Linked DNA regions of Homo sapiens: region 2 is linked to region 1. Evidence: read pairs that join two places in POLR2A ChIA-PET (ENCODE). Cell type or tissue: GM12878. All regions are shown on one strand.

Region 1 (2,500 bases):
TCCTTCCTTCCTTCCTCCCTCCTTCTCTCTTTCTCTCTTTCTTTCCTTTCTTTCTCTTTCTTTTCTTTCTTCCTTTCTTTCCTTTCCCTTCCCTTCCCTTCCCTTCCTTTCCCTTCCCCTCCCCTCCCCTTCCCTTCTTCCTTCCTTTTCTTTTTTTAGATTCCACATATGAGATCGTGCAGTATTTTTCTTTCTGTATCTGTCTTATTTCACTTAGCATAATGTCCTCCATTTTTATCCATTTGTGACAAATGGCAGGCTCTCCTTTTTTGTAAAGCTGAATAATATTCATCATTTGTATATATACACAATTTCTTTATTCACTAATTTTTTGATGGACACACTTCAGTTGTTTCCATATCTTGGCTATTGTAAATAATGGTGCAGTGAACAGGGGAGTGCAGATATCTTTATGAGGCAGTAATTTAATTTCTTTTGGGAATATACCCAGTAGTGAGATTGCTGGGTCGTATGGTAGTTCTATTTTAAATTTCTTTAGTAACCTCTATACCAAGCTTGTCCAACCCACATCCCGCAGGCCACATGCGACCCAGGATGGCTTTGAATGCAGCCTAACCCAAATTCGTAAACTTTCTTAAAACATTATGAGATTTTTTTGTGATTTTTTTTTTTAAATCACTCATCAGCTATCATTAGTGTTAGTGTATTTGTATTGCCCAAGACAATTCTTTCAGTGTGGCCCAAGGAAGCTGAAAGTTTGGATACCCCTGCCCTATACTGTTTTCCACTATGGCTGCCCCATCCTGCATTCCCACCAACAGTGTACAAGTGTTCCCCTTTCTTCACACCCTCGCTAATGCTTGTACTCGTTTGTCTTTTTGATAATAGCCATCCTAACAGGTGTGAGGTGATAACTCATTGTGGTTTTAATTTGTATTTTTCCTATAATTAGTGATGTTGGCCCTTCAGGTTCTAATCCAGAATTACACATCGTATTTAGTTGTCATGTTTCTTTATTTAGTCTCTATTAATCTGGATCAGTTTCTCAGTGATGTTGACCTTTTTAAAGAATACCAGCCAGCCAGCATTTTGTAGACTATCCCTAGTTTAGATTTGTTTGCTTCATTTTTTTTTTTTTTTTTTTGAGACGAGTCTTGCTCTGTCGCCGAGGCTGGAGTGCAGTAGCACAATCTCAGCTCACTGCAACGTCCGCTTCCTGGGTTCAAGCAATTCTCCCTGCCTCAGCCTCCCGAGTAGCTGGGACTACAGGTGTGCGCCACCATACCCAGCTAATTTTTGTATTTTTAGTAGAGACAGGGTTTCGCCGTGTTGGCCAGGCTGGCTCGAACTCCTGACCTCAGGTGATCCATCCGCCTTGGCCTCCCAAAGTGCTGGGATTACTGGCATGAGCCACCGTACCAGGCCTGTTTGCTTCATCTTGATATAATTTAGGTTGTGTATTTTGGTATTCTTTAAAAATGTCAAGAAGTGATGTTGTGCCCTGCTCAGGGTATCTTTTCAGAAGTTACGTGATGTTGTTTCTCCCAGTATGGGTGACGTGAGATTTGATCACTTGGTTAAAGGGGTATATGACAGTCTTCTCCATTGTAATAGTTCCTTTTTCCTTTTTGTAATTAAAAAGTAATCTCTAGGGAGAAACTAGAAACTCACCTGTTCCCCATCATACTTTCATCCCAGAGGTTTTAGCATCTATTAATAATTTTTGCCTGAATCAACCATTACTAGATACTATAGAATTTGATACAGCATTTTAAAAAAATTGTTAACTGTTGTGAAATTTACCTCTCCTTCAAGGGTTTACAGCCGTCTATGAAAGCATAGGATCCCTCAGGCAAGTTCTCGAGGCCAAGATGAAGCTGGACAGGGACCAGCTACAGAAGCAAATCCAGCTGATGCAGAAGCCAGAGACCCCCATGTGAAGGGAGCTGGGACAAGGTCCTAAAAGACAGTTTTGCCAGTGGGGCTAGGAGCCGGATACCTCTGTAGCCAGGCCATCGCTGCATTCAGGATTGTTCCATCCATGGCGTGCATGTGCCAAGAAATGTGTTTTTATGGGTCTAAATGTTTACCTTGAGTCTTGAAAATACTCTTTTGTTAAAAGTATGAAATACAGTTTTTACCAGTTTATTTCACTTCTCTAAATTCAATGGAAATCCCCCGCCCTGGATTTTGAAAGGCTTTTATCTTCTTCATTTTACGAATGGAAAGACGACAATTTTTCTTCAATGCTTGATGCACTAATGAAGACTGTTTACTATTTTGAAAAATGTCATGGGGATTTTTTTTTAATTAAGAAACTAATGAATCATCACAGGAATGTGTTGCTCCTCACCCTAAATTAAGAGAATGTCCCAGTAGATTAGACTTCAACCTTTGAGTCCAATTTGGATTTTATTATCGTTGTCTATGCACTTCTTATATTGGTTATCTTCTTGTAAATCTTCTGTCTTTTGTAAGGGGAAAGGATTTAACATTTAGAATAAACCCCACCATTTATGTAATGGAAATAGTTTAAAAA
Region 2 (2,500 bases), 450 kb before region 1:
TACCGAGAAGATGCAGTAGTCATGTAGATAGCCCTCACTGCTTGCTTTGATATGATATGGCTTTCATCCCTACCCACCCCTGCCACACCATCCCCACCCCCCAACCCCACCCCACCTCCTGCTTTTTTTTTTTTTTTTTTTTTTTTTTTTTTAGAGAGGATCTTGCCTTGTTTCTCAGGCTGGCCTTAAACTCCTGGGCTTAAGTAATCCTCCTGCCCCAGACTTCTAATTGGCTGGGACTACAGGCATGTACCACTGTGCCTAGTAGTTTAATTAGTGTGATGCATCATTTATAATCTGTGTAAGCCAATTATTATGTCCCATCACTATACTCATCTTGCTTACCCTTGATTGTCCTTCGGGAATAAGAATTGAATGAACTGGAATTGTGAAGAAGAGGGTTCTCATTACTGTTTTTATTTTCCCTTTATTCTTTAATTTTACCCTCAGTTTCTTCTAGGAATTACTTTACTCTGGGAATGTTCTTAATCACTGACTAGAGATGAAGATAAAATGAAATTTGGTCACCTTCATAAGATGTTGATATTCTAGTCCATTTGCTAATTTTAGTCTAAATAGTAGGGAAAGGATTTGAACCATAAACATAAATTCAGTCTTAAAACATTATTCTTAAACCGTATTTACCTGCATTGAAGACATACATTGTATTTGCCAACTCAATAGAAGAACAGACATATACTTGATTGTACAGCTCAACAGAAGGAGAACAGACATATACTTGATTGTAGATAAATAATACAAAAGAAAGGAGCTCCTCCTTTTCTCTTTCCCAACTTGAGTATCATCACACCCCTTTCCTTTCAGCACCCAGAGTTCCTTTTGTTTCTATTATTCCCCCTAAACCTAGAGCTCACTGAAATTAAAAAGAATGCTGTGGTTCCTCTCGGGACTGTTGGGTGACTTGAGCCTTTGACAAATGCATTACCCTAGGTTTTTTCATCTCCAGCCCCTCAGCTTCCAGTATTGCACAGTTGCTGTATATAATTCCATATATAACATCAGATCTTTATGATCTTTCATCACATTTTGAAAAGTATGGTTCCACTGAACCTAAGCAGTAGGTTTGTATTCAAGAATACGAAGAAGTGGCCGGGCGCGGTGGCTCACGCCTGTCATCCCAGCACTTTGGGAGGCTGAGGCAGGCGGATCATGAAGTCAGGAGATTGAGACCATCCTGGCTAACATGGTGAAACCCTGTCTCTACTAAGTATACAAAAAAAGTAGCCGGGCGTGGTGGTGGGTGCCTGTAGTCCCAGCTACTCGGGAGGCTGAGGCAGGAGAATGGGCCTGAACCCGGGAGGCGGAGCTTGCAGTGAGCCGAGATTGCACCACTGCACTCCAGCCTGGGCAACAGAGCGAGACTCCATCTCAAAAAAAAAAAAAAAAAAAGAATACGAAGAAGTGATTCTTGCCTTTGCTATAGAGTAGAGGTGAAAGTGTTTTGCTTAGGATTTTTCCAGATGCTTTTGGAAGGCAGTGCATAGTGGCTTACGCCTGAAATCCTAGCACCTTGGGAGGCTGAGACGGGTGGATCGCTTGACCGCAAGAGTTCGAGACCACCCTGTGCAACATGGTGAAACCCCGTTTCTAACAAAACGAAACAAAAAAACAAAAATTAGCTGGGCGTGGGGTCTCGTGCCTTTAGTTCTAGCTTCTTGTGGGTGGCTGAGGCAGGAGAATCGCTTGAGCCTAGGAGGTGGAGCTTGCAGTGAGCCAAGATTGTGCCACTGCACTCCAGCCTGGGTAACAGAGATCCTGTCGCAAAAAAAAAAAAAAATAAAGTTTTTGGAGGAAAATATTACTGATGAGTGGAAGTGGAATCTACCCTCTGGTTTATTTCCCAACTTAGTTGATGGGCTTTCCCTAAAATCGTATTCCTAATACAAGCATACCTTGGAGATACTGCAGGTTTGGTTCCAGACAACCACAATAAATACAATAAAGTGAATATTGCAATAAAGCAAGTCACATGAATTTTTTTGTTTCCCAGTACATATAAAATTTAATATTTACACTGTACTAAGTCCACTGCACAGTGACATTATGTTTGAAAAAATGTACATGCTTCAATTTAAAAATACTTCAGTTTAAAAATACCTTATTGTACATGTTTCAGTTTAAAAATAATTCAATTTAAAAATACTTTATTGCTAATACATTTTTTAAAAATGCCAGCAATCCTCTGAGACTTCAGCAAATTGTAAACTTTTTGCTGATGGAGGGTCTTGCCTTAATGTTGGTGGCTATGACTGATGAAAGTGGTGGTACCTAAAGATTGGGGTGGCTGTGGCAATTTCTTGAAGTAAGATAACAATGAAGTTTGCTGCATTGATTGACTGTTACTTTCATGAAAGATTTCTCTGTAGCACATGATGCTGTTTAATGGTGTTTTACCCATAGAACTTCTTTCAGAATTGGAATCAATCCTTTCAAACTTTGCAGCTGCTTTAAGTTTATGTGATGTACTAATGTAATATAT

The links. ChIA-PET counts read pairs that join two places held together with the same protein. Peaks named below come from ENCODE experiments on the same cell type or tissue, not always from the same donor. Only the 100,000 strongest peaks of a DNase experiment are listed, where the experiment ranks them.
Region 2: POLR2A ChIA-PET joins it to region 1 with 12 read pairs; 2 of 35 experiments call an interaction of 5 or more read pairs at or near these places.

What each region holds. Positions count from the first base shown.
Region 1 is chr15:59,519,478-59,521,977 of GRCh38, forward strand. FAM81A (family with sequence similarity 81 member A) reads left to right here. Exons shown (of 9, transcript NM_152450.3): 9 at 1,777-2,500. The coding sequence ends at 1,901. Among named protein-coding and RNA genes, the nearest start is that of FAM81A, 83 kb to the left of the region's middle. In GM12878, no CTCF peak of the experiment used is centred here; no DNase peak of the experiment used is centred here; H3K27ac peaks cover 405 bases.
Region 2 is chr15:59,069,908-59,072,407 of GRCh38, forward strand. The region is part of intron 6 of RNF111 (ring finger protein 111); the gene reads left to right. Among named protein-coding and RNA genes, the nearest start is that of CCNB2, 34 kb to the right of the region's middle. In GM12878, no CTCF peak of the experiment used is centred here; no DNase peak of the experiment used is centred here.